Regions from separate parts of the Homo sapiens genome. Here region 2 is linked to region 1. The links are chromatin contacts, found by Hi-C or POLR2A ChIA-PET in ENCODE. All regions are on one chromosome and are shown on one strand. The core of a region is the stretch at or near the end of the contact, and the rest is flanking DNA. Distances in the headings are between cores, read along the strand shown.

Region 1 (5,892 bases), core at 2,243-4,742:
CCCTCTGTGGAACCAGGGTGTTATGGCCTACAGTCAAATAAGGGAGGTCAGATAATTTCTTTATGGCCAGTTTTTACACACAAAGGCAGAGGGAATGTTAGAGTAATACTCTTAGGTTTTATGCCTGGCTTTGGGGACAAGGAGTTCTGGTTTCTATGACCTGCCTTGGGGAAGAGGGATTCTAGTTGCTATGGTTAGCCTTAGGGGAGAATGAGACTGAGAGACAGGAGAGCAGGGGGCAGAAGGTCAGAAAAACTTCTGCTTTTGAAGCTTTCATTTTGGGGTATTGTTTTCTGAGACCCAGCAATACACAATGAACTACAATTTGAAGTAAAAGGTCAAAGATATAATAGAAAAGGTTTAATTCAGACAGTCCAAGTGACACAGAAAAAAGAGAAAATGTTTAGTTCAGGTATTTGAGTGCGTATTAAGTCTGACAGGAGGAATTAAGAGTTTCATGAAGGAAATGGCATCTGTACTAGGATTTTCATAAGAAATATAGGAATATTTTGAAGCAGAGGGAATATCAAAAGTACAAAAATAGTACAGAGGGTGTTTATATAAATTTAAGTCTAGTCTCATGGAAGAGGAGTCCAGGTGATTTATAGTCAACGTGAGATGTCATAAGGCATTAGGACTTCATACTTCAGGTGATGGGAAGCTGTGATACAATAGGAAATATGTATGGTCTTTGTTTATGGTTTCTCACACACAGCTCCTAAAATCCTTGGAATCTCATGATAAGAGTGTCTTTTGTACGCTAATGAGATGAGTGGTGGCTGGGGGCCCCTAGATAGCTTCAAGATGGGGCTGGTAGTCAGAAAGACCAAAGCATGATTTGAGTGTTAGAAATTTCAGTACTATAGGCTGACCTTCAGGGAGAGGAGAGGAGATGGAGATTAAGTTAATCACCAATGGCCAATGATTTAATCAATGGTGCCTACATGAGACAGACACCATAAAAACCCCAAACAACAGTGTTTAGAGAGCTACCAAGGTGACGAGCACACTGAGGTGCTGAAAGGGTGGTGTACCTGGAGAGGGCATGGAAGCTTTTGGAGTTCCTCCTCCATACCTTGGTAAGTAAAGAACTTTACTTCATGAGCCATTCTAGCATATTATTGAACTGGGGGGTAGGGATCATGAGACTACCCAATTTGTAGCTAGATATAAGTGTGGGTAACCTGGGGACCATATATATATATATAGAGAGAGAGAGAGACAGGGTCTTGTTCTGTCACCCAGGGTGGAGTGCAGTGGTGCAATCAGGGATCACTGCAGCCTAGACATTCTGAGCTCAAGTGATTCTCCTGTCTCAGCCTCCTGAATAGCTAGAACTACAGGTGTCTGCCACTATGCCCAGCTAATTTTTTAAATTTTTTGTAGAGATGGGGTCTTGCTATGTTGCCCAGGCTGGTCTTGACTTTTGGGCTGAAGTGATCCTCCCATCTCGGCCTTCCAAAGTGCTAGGATTACAGGTGTGAGCCACCATGCCTGGCAGGGACTCAATACTTTTGACTGGCATCCAAAATGGGGTTAAGACCTGTGGGGTCTCCACTAACTCTGGGTAGTATCAGAATTTAATTGTAGAACATCCAGTTGGTATTCAGAGAATCAGAGAATTGGTTGGCATGCAGGGGAGAAAAAACCTATACTTTTGGTGTCAGAGGTGTTGTGAATAAAAGCCCAGAAAAGCCATTGAGGACTAAGCTCTCATTTTTTTTTTTTTTAAATCTTGCCCAAATTCCTATCTAAGAGATCTGGGGAGTCATGTCCTACAAACCATAAATTCTCATCAGATGGGTTTTATTTAACCCTATATGTCATGACTTACTTTCCAATCAGACTCTGGCATAACATTATAAGACAGGCAAAAAAATCAAAATATTTAATCCCAAAACATGTTTCTCTGCCATATCTTGAAAATGTCCCTGCAAAGCCATCCTTTGTAGGGTGAAAACCTGCATCTGTAAAGAATCTCTATTAACATAGCTAGATCTTTTTCTTCCAGGTCCTCCCAATCCTGAAGAGATTAGCTAAAGTCTAGTACCTTTTAAAGATCCGAATAGGAAATATTTTTCATCTATTGTCTCTGAGGGCAGCTACTATAAGACTTCAAAAGAACCTTGGTCTCCACAATCTTTTACCTTAACCTGGACATTTCCTTTCTGTGGATCCTAGGTCCTTAGATAAACTCAACCAATTGTCACCAGAAAATGTTTAAATTTACCTATAGCCTGGAAGTACCTCCCTGCCCCTACTGTCCCCTTCCCCGCCTCCTGCCTTTGAGTTGTCCTGCCTTTCTGAACCAAACCAATGTATTTCTTAAATGTATTTGATCGAAGTCTCATACCTCCCTAAAATGTATAAAACCAAGCTGTGCCCTGATCACCTTGGGCACATGTTCTCAGGACCTCCCGAGGGCTGTGCCACGGGCCACGGTCACTCATATTTGGCTCAGAATAAATCTCTTCAAATATTTTACAGTGTTTGACTCTTCAACAATAATCTGGTGCCCAAACACGTGGGGCCACAGAGAAGACTCAGGACCCTGAAGGAGTTGCCTAAAACCCTAGCTAAGGTACTAGCAGGGGCCCAGTGAAACCTCACCAAGTTCTAGCTTCTCCTCTGGTGAAACTGGTAAGTCCTCCTGAGTCCTGGACCTCCCATTTTGGTTGATGGTCCTTGATTTATTCTGAGCTGTTTTTTTTTTCTCTCTCTCTCTTTTCTCCTAGGAAGTTGGTTAAAATCTTAATTTTGGTTTCAGAGGTGTATTCAAAACAGTCATTCTCCATTGCCTTTTCTCTCAAAATTAATCTCAATTGGCTTGTCTGTGTGCACTTTGCGTGAGGAACTGAACTATTATTTTTCATAAGCAAATGAGAGAGTGAGTTCCTCAGCTTTGAAGAGAAAGGGCATTTTGCTCCTCCCAGCTGGAAGGCGCCCCTGGGTGACCAGGGGCCTCGTGGGAGTGTCTGGGAGGTTGACTCTCCGCAACATGCAGCGGCCCTACAGGAAACTCCCCAACAAATATTAAGAAGGCTTGTCCAGGAAACGCATATAAGGGCTGGTCGCCTGGTGTTTTGAGCCCTCTCAGAGGTGACAGACCTCTGAAGAGAGAAACTGAGACACGTAAGAGGGTAGAAACGACTCAGTGTTGAAACACTGTAAAGTGCTGCCCACAAGCAGCACATATTGATCCACCACACAAAAGCCTTAGGCCACAGGTCAATTGCTCTTAAAAAAAAAAAAAAGAGAGAGATAGCAAATAAACCCTCCAAAAGAGAGGAAAGGCAAGGAGAGCGGTCCCCAGTGGGCACCACAGCTGGGTTTATGTTTAATAATTATGGTGCCTTGACTTGCGAGTATTTATGTAAATAGGAAGATCTTACTAAAGATGACCTAGGTCTAAGGTTTCCAAAATGGGGAACTTTTGATGTCCCTAAATTGGTTTTCTTGTGTGCTAGATTAGAAAACTGAGGCTCCCGAATCAAAGAAAATGAATGGGAATCGTACTTAGGTGGCATCTAGAATCATCAAAAAGAGGAAACGATAAGCTTGCCTCTCTTTAGGAAGTTAAAAAAAATTTTGAAACTGTCTCGCCACTTCTAAAATCAGGAAGGCTCCAGAAACTGTCTCCCCTTCTGCTCCTCCTGACCCTCTGCTCTCTCTGAACTTCCTTGTCCAGACAATTTCATTTTTCCTTCTCCCTCCCCTACTCCCTTGCCTCAAGCCACAGGGGGACCAGAAATAGCTGGATAAAATAATAGAGTAGTTGCTCCTTTTAGGGTAAAACCTACAGGCAGAGGGGATCCTAACATAATGTATAGCCCCTGGACCAAATCAGAGTTAAAGGCCCTGGTACCTGGATTCCCCAGTCCGACTGAAGATCCCTTTAAGTTTGCTAAGGAATTCCAATTAACACTTAAGACTTATGATCCAGGGTTCTCTGACATGTGTCAGCTGATTGAGTTACTGGTCCCCAGAACAAAGCTGAAGAATGATTTAGAGTAGCAGATTGGAAACAGCCTTTAGAAGATTTTGACAAAATAGATGCAGCTGGAAGACAGAAATGGAGAGCTCTGCAATCGCCTCTGTGAAACTGTACCACAGATATTCTCCACGGTTACAGATTGGGCAAAGGTGAAACAATGTAAAATACGCCCAAACAAAATTGTGCCTGACTTTTATATCAGGTTTGAAAAGACATTCAAACAGTTTTCAGGAATACCCTTGGGGAAAGTAAGTGACATCTTACTAAATTCTGGGTTTATGCAAGGTTTAGATAAGGAGTTAGCAACCCTAATAAAGAGGAATAATGTGGCTTGGGCTTCCTTGCCCACCAGTCACTTAGTCAACCCTAGCTGACATCAACCCTAGCTGACCTAGCTGTCACAATCATTAAGAAAGAAAAGGAGGCCAGGCACGGTGGCTCACACCTGTAATCCCAGCATTTTGGGAGGCCAATATGGTGAAACCCTGTCTCTACTAAAAATAAAAAATTAGCTGGGTGTGGTGGCGCATGCCTGTAATCCCAGCTACTCGGGAGGCTGAGGCAGGAGAATCTTGCTTGAACCCAGAAGGCAGAAGTTGCAGTGAGCCAAGATCGCGCCATTGCACTCCAGCCTAGGCAAGAGACTCTGTCTCAAAAAAAAAAAAAAAAAAGAAAGAAAGGAAAGGAAACAGTCTCTAAAATTATGAGTTTACAACTAAAACAACTTAGAAACCAAGTTGGGAGTTTGCAAGGGTCCCATGGTCCCCAGAGATCTAAGCGACCCCAAGAGGAAGCAATTTGCCACTATTGCAAAAAGAAAGAATATTTTAAAAAAAGAATGCAAAAAACTTAAACGGGTGCTTGCACAAAGGGGGCAAAGGGCCCCAGAGGAAGGCACCAGAACAACTCAAAAACCAGAATAGGGATGCTCTGAGGGAACAGAGAGGGTTTCCCCCCTACTTCTAACTAATGCTTTAGGAGAAGTAGAAATAGCCATAAATGGGGAAAATACCAGAGCCTTTGTCGACACCAGCGCTATACTGTCGGTCCTCATCCCTACCTAGATTAAAAACCCTCTCCCTTGGAGTAAAGAAAAAGTCCAAATGGTAGGGGTTTCAAACTCTCTTATTATAGCCTTTAAATCAAATCCCTTTCAATTTTAATTAGGAGGACTAGTGAGGCATCACCTTTTTCTTATAGTAGATAGTACCCCCATACACCTACTACAACAGGATTTCCTAGAGACCCATAATGCTCACATCTCATTTTCACAGAAGGGAGAAATGATTCTCAACTTGGGAGATGCAGACTTACAAAAGCCCACATGTACATTATGCTTGTGAAAGTTAATCAAGATTCTGGACAGGAAGAATTAGAGCCTTTCTTACCTAAGGTACCAGACTCCCTATGGGCAAACTCTTCCACAGATACTGGTAGAATTCAGTCAGCAGTCCCTATAGAGCCAACCCTAAGTAAATCCAAACCCCTGCCAAACGTAAGGCAATAGCCCCGAAGACCTGAAGCCTTACTAGGAATCAAATCAGTCATTCAGGACGATTTAGACAAAGGACTTATAATACCCTGCACCAGCCCTTGGAATACACCAATTATCCCAGTTAAAAAGCCAAATGGGACAAGCTGGAGACTTGTTCAAGACCTAAGAGCTATAAATAAAATAATAATTCCTAGACACCCTGTTGTTCCTAACCCCCACACCTTACTGTCCAATATTCCTATCACTGCCAGCCACTTCTCTGTTACTGATTTATGTAGTGCATTCTTCAGTATACCTGTGGAGCAAAATAGCCAGTATCTTTTTGCTTTCACTTGGGCAAATCACCAATACATGTGGACAGTCTTACCCCAGGGCTACTCAGAAAGTCCTACTTATTTTTCTC
Region 2 (5,892 bases), core at 2,022-4,521, 100 kb after region 1:
CTTTCAGGGCGCCATGAAACATGCCCATAGAAGACAGATAAACTAACTAATTGATAAATGTCTTGTGTTCTGACTGCTCCAACCACTGGCCATTCCTTCTCTTTCCCTCTCTGCAGGCCTCCCTATGACCTGAGACACACAATATTGAAATTAGGCCAACTAATAACCCTACGATGGCCTCTAAGTATTCAAGTGAAAAAGTCACACATATCTGATTTTAAATCAAAAGCTAGAAATGTTTAAGCTTAGAGAGGAAGCCAAGATAGGCTGAAAGCTAGGCCTCCTGTGCCAGACAGCTAGCCAAGTTGTGAACGCCAAGGAGAAGTTCTTCAAAGAAATTAAAAGTGCTACTCCAGTGCACACACAAATGACAAGAAAGCAAAACACAGCCGGGCGCAGTGGTTCACGCCTGTAATCCCAGCACTTTGGGAGGCCGAATTGGGCAGATCACTTGAGGTCCGGAGTTCGAGACCAGCCTGGACAACATGGTGAAACCCTGTCTCTACTAAAAATACAAAAATTAGCTGGGCGTAGTGGCGCACGCCTGTAATCCCAACTACTCAGGAGGCTGAGGCAGGAGAAATGCATGAATCCAGGAGGCAGAGGTTGCAGTGAGCCAAGATAGTACGACTGCACTTCCAGCCTCAGCCTGGAGGACAGAGTGAGACTCTCTCTCAAACAAAAAAAAAAAAAAAAAAAAGAAAGCACAACAGCCTTATTGCTGATATGGAGAAGGTTTTGGTGGTCTGGACAAAAGATCAAACCAGCCACCACATTCCCATAAGCCAAAACCTAATCGAGGGCAAGGCCCTAACTTTCTTTAATTATATGTAGGTTGAGAGAGGTGAGAAAGTTTACAGAAGAAAAGTTTGAAGCAAGGTTGGTTCATGAGGTTTAAAGAAAGAAGTTGTCTCCATTAACACAAAAGCACAAGATGAAGCAGCAAGTGCTGACGTATGAGCTGCAGCAAGTTATCCAGAAAATCTAGCTATTTGATGAACGTGGTTACACTAAACAAAAGGTTTTCAATATAGATGAAATAGCCATATATCGGAAAAAGATACCATCTAGGACTTTATTTTTTGTTTGTGAGTTCTCATAAAATAGGACTTTCACAGCTAGAGAGAAGTCAATGCCTAGCTTCAAAGGACAGGCTGACTCTCTTGTTAGGGGCTAACGCAGCTGGTGACTTGAAGTTGAAGCCAATGCTCATTTACCATTCAGAAAACTCTAGGGCCCTTAAGAATGATGTTAAATCTACTCTGCCCGTGCTCTATAAATGGAACAACAAAGCCTAAACAGCATATCTGTTTACAGCATGGCCTGCTGAATTTAAAATACTCAGCTGAATTTAAAATATTCACAGTGCGCTTAATATTTTACGTAAAACTACTGCTCAGAAAAAAGATTCCTTTCAGAATATTACTACTCACTAACAATGCACGTAGTCACTCAAGAGCTCTGATGGAGACGTACAAGGAGATGTTATTTTCATGACTGCTAACACAGCATTCATTCTGCAGACCACGGATCAAGAAGTAATTTTGACCGTAAAGTCTTTTTTTTTTTTAAGAAATACATTTTGTGACCAGGCATAGTGGCTCAAGCCTATAATCTCAGCACTTGGGAGGCCGAGGTGGGCAGATTGCTTGAGCCTGGGAGTTCAAGACCATTCTGGGCAACATGGCAAGACCACGTTTTTACAAAAAATACAAAAAAACTAGCCAAGCGGGGTAGTACGCATCTGTGGTCCCAGCTACTTAGAAGGCTGAGGTGGGAGGATCACTGTGAACACAGGGGGTCAAGGCTGCATAAGCCAAGATGGCACCATTGCACTCCTGCCTGGGTGACACAGCAAGACCCTGTCTAAAAAGAAAAAAAAAAAAAAAGAAAGAAATACATTTTGTAAGGCTATAGCTGCCATAGACAGTGATTACTCTAATGGATCCAGGCAGAATAAACTGAAAACCTTCAGGAAAGGATTCACCATTCTAAGTGCCATTAAGAACATTCACGATTCATAGAAGAATGTCAAAATATCCACATTAAAGGGAGTTTGGAAGAAGTTGATTCCATCCCTCATGGATGACTTCGAGGAGTCCAAGATTTCAGTGGAGGAAGTAACTGCATATGTGGTGAAAACAGCAAGAGAACAAGAATTAGAAGTGAAATCTGAAGATGTGATTGAATTGCTGCAATCTTATGATCAAACTTGAATGGATAAGAAGTTACTCCTTATGGAGGAGTAAACAAAGTGGTTTCTTGGTATCTAGTCCTAGTAAAGATGTTGTGAACATTGTTGAAGTGACAACAAAGGACTTAGAACATTACAGAAACTTAGTTGATAAAGCAGCAGCAGGGTTGGAGAGAACTGACTCCAATTTGGAAAGAGGTTCTACTGTGGGTAAAATGCTATCAAACAGCATCACATGCTACAGAGAAATCTTTCATGAAAGGGAGAGTCCACGGATGCAACAATCTCATTGTTGTGTTATTTAAGAAATTGCCACAGCCACCCCAACTTTCAGCAATCACCACTCTGATCAGTAAGCAGCCACTGACATCAAGGCAATTCAAATCCCACTTCTGACACACACACACACACACACACACACACACACACACACACACATTTAGAAAACAAAAACAAGACATCAAGGCAAGACCCTCCACCAGCAAAAAGAATATGACTAGATGAAGGCTCAGGTAATCATTAGCATTTTTTAGCAATAAAGTTTTTAGGTTTTTTTTGGGAGATGGGGTCTCTGTTACTCAGGCTGGAGTGCAGGAGCACAACCATAGCTCACTGCAGCCTCAAACTCCTGGGCTCAAGTAATCCTCTGACTTCAGCCTCTTGAATAGTAATAAAGTATCCCTTAATTAAAGTATGTATACTGCTTTTAAAGACACAGTGTTCTTACACACTTAATATAGTGTAGTATGATATGGTATGGTATAGTATAAACACAACTTTAATGCACTAGGAAACAAAAAAATTCATGTGACTCGCTTAATTGCATTATTCACTTTATTGTGGCCACCTGGAACCAAACCCAAGGTATTTCCGAGGTATGTCTGTATTACTGCACTTGACCCTCATAATCAATTTTCAAAGGCAATGAGGTAGATGATAGTATTATAGTGCTCTTCACTCTCAACTTACAGAAAAGGAAACTGAAGCTTCAAGCAGTCAACTGATTTTTCTGAAAGCACCATGAGATAAGTGCAGGGCCAAAGCCTCAACAGTTAAGCCAGGTTTCCCTCTGATTAGCTGTCACAAGTGACTACACAGAGAAGTAGACTCGGTATCACTACCACTGAAAAAAATGTAAACTGGTACATTCTGTCAACAATGATACAGAGATGCCAGTCCCTAATGAGTAGCTACAATGCTTCAGTTGCTGGCCTTCAGAGATCCTGAGACATCAAACAATGATTTGAAGAGTATTACCACAAATTTTTTACTTAAAGTTTAGATGACTGAGTGAGGAATATGTAAGTGTTCTCAGAACTTAGAAGGCCAACTAGCTCAGTTTAACAGTGAATAGAAAAACTGAGAGATAAGATTGAGAAGGCAGTCTGGAGCCAGATTAAAGTACATCAAGTTTAGACATTGTTATATATACGTAATGAGGGGCCACTAAAGGCTAGGTAACTGGGAAATCATGATGCAACGTGTGGTTTAGAACGCTGAATCTGGCCAGTGTGGTGTCACACGCCTGCAGTCCCAGCTACTCCAGAGGCTGAGGCAGGAGTATTGTTCAAGCCCTGGAGGTTGACAATGACCAGCCTGGAAAACACAGCAAAACCCTGTCTCTCTTTTAAAAATGTTTTTAATGAAAAAAAAATTTTAAGCTGAATCTGATAACAGTAAGTAGTTGGACTGAAGTGAAAAATTTTCAGAGGGCTAGGGCAATGGAGCCTAGGAGAGGACAGCAGCAGTTAATAACTTAGTCCCCAGGGTAAGCCTCCCCTTGCCTCTTCTTTGCTATGCCCCTATCTGCTAGTGGCCATGGGGACTGGCATAAGCTCCAAACCAGACAGATCACAATATCCTCCTTTCTCTGGGCGCACTGACTGGTCCCAATTTAGGGCAGGAGAAATGATCTTGTCTTTTTGGGTCATAGTATAAGAAGGACATGAGGCTGGAGTTACAGACAGCATTTTCTTGGACCTTTTGGCAAAAGCATGTCTGCAAGAAAATAGAATGAAGTGAGAGTGGATTTTAATGGGGTGATATCCCTGTTTTATAGTTCCCAAGACCCTAGTTCCTGCAGGCCTTCCTGCAATTCTATAATGCTATCTCAGCATCCTTCCTACAGACAACCCAAAATTCCATCAACTATTCAATTTAAGCTGTATTCCTATCATTTGGAACCAAGAGTCTTGACTAAAAGAGGGTGGTGGCAGTGGGAACAGAAGAATGTAAAGGTAACAACACCAAGTAGAACACAGGCAGAGCAAGTGAGACTGGAGCTGAAAGAAAAACAAGCTGTCTTTCATTTCTTCATTAATATAAAAAATTATATGGTAAATATTACAACTTTCTGGTACATTAAAGATATTTCACATTACAATTCAATAAACATTTACTGAATATCTGCCTATTTACCAGATAGCAGGACCCCAAACCTCTGGCTATGCCAATCAATACAAATACAGGCTGGGCGTGGTGGCTCACACCTGTAATCCAGCACTTTGGGAGGCTGAGGTGGGCAGGTCATCTGAGGTCAGGAGTTCATGACCAGACTGACCAACATGGAGAAATCCCATCTCCACTAACAATACAAAAATTAGCCGGGGGTGGTGGCAGGTGCCTGTAATCCCACCTACTCGAGAGGCCGATGCAGGAGAATCGCTTGAACCCGGGAGGCGAAGGTTGCAGTGAGCCAAGATTGCGCCACTGCACTTCAGCCTGGGTGACAGAGCGAGACTCCGCCAAGAAAGAAAGAAAGAAGGAAAGAAGGAAGGAAGGAAGGAAGGAATTATTTTGTATAATATACTATAATTAAGTCAAATTATTTCCACTGACACCTTGCTTCACAATATTATGTCACAACTCAGGTAATTTGTATCATTCTTCTTCTCAAATAATATCAAGAGATATCCATTCTGATATAATTTCATCTGTGACAAAAGTTATTTTGGTTGGGTTCCAGTCAATAATATCTTGAACTAGGGTCAATTCATCCAAATTTAGAACAATCAAAAATTAAATGAGAAATTGATTTTGGTTTAGGTTCAAAGTCATCAATTTTCACTTAAGAAATATTTGAATAGCTACCATAAAACAGATACTGTTCACAGCACACTACTTCCATCTACTGGCAGCCTAGGCTGACAGCCTGGTACTCATCCTTTATTCTTCTCTCTCTTCCACATCTTGAATCAGTGGTTTTCAACACTGGCTGCACATTAGAATCCTGAAGTACAATTTTAAAATATCAGCGCCCAGCTATTATCCCAGAAATTCTGATTTCCAGGAATTATGGAGTAAAGCCTAGGCACTGGTATTGTTAAAAAGCTTCCAAAGTGATTCTGGCAGGCAACAAAGTGTTAAAAACAAATGCCTCTGGCAGTAAAATGAGTTCGAAAAGAAAAAGAAAAACAAATGCCTGTAACTTTCAGTTGTCAAGTTCTACTGATTGTTACATCTGAAATAATTCTCTAATAATATGTCCCCTCTGATCTGTCCCTACTAGCTGGTAGAAGCCCTCACTATCTTGAACCTAAACTAAGTGTGGACTCCCTCAAGTCTATCTTCTATACCACTATCAAAGTGATCTATCTATAATATAAATATAGGATGCTGGCACTTGCTTGTTTAAAGTTATCCCATGGCTGACTATTACTTGCTTCAGTGGTGGTCAGGCAGGATGGTGTGAAGCACTC

The links. A loop is a pair of places that touch in the nucleus more often than their neighbours do. ChIA-PET counts read pairs that join two places held with the same protein, here RNA polymerase II (POLR2A). Pooled maps may share reads with other maps.
Region 2: a loop to region 1 is called in a pooled map, with 8 times the contacts of the local background. The contact joins two enhancer-like sites. A Hi-C loop is called at or near these places in 14 of 37 single-sample maps with no recorded cell type and 5 of 50 pooled maps. POLR2A ChIA-PET finds 5 or more read pairs at or near these places in 2 of 52 experiments (OCI-LY7 and activated B cell).

What each region holds. Positions count from the first base shown.
Region 1 is chr2:62,096,936-62,102,827 of GRCh38, reverse strand. The region is part of intron 2 of COMMD1 (copper metabolism domain containing 1); the gene reads right to left. Among named protein-coding and RNA genes, the nearest start is that of B3GNT2, 96 kb to the left of the region's middle. RefSeq lists an enhancer at 3,078-3,367. Within about 2 kb of position 3,492, at least 3 of the 41 ENCODE cell types and tissues checked have a DNase peak (open chromatin) inside an H3K27ac peak, as active enhancers do; they include OCI-LY7, where a contact is called at or near this core.
Region 2 is chr2:61,993,055-61,998,946 of GRCh38, reverse strand. All of the region lies in intron 1 of COMMD1 (copper metabolism domain containing 1), which reads right to left. Among named protein-coding and RNA genes, the nearest start is that of COMMD1, 90 kb to the right of the region's middle. Within about 2 kb of position 3,271, at least 2 of the 41 ENCODE cell types and tissues checked have a DNase peak (open chromatin) inside an H3K27ac peak, as active enhancers do; they include OCI-LY7, where a contact is called at or near this core.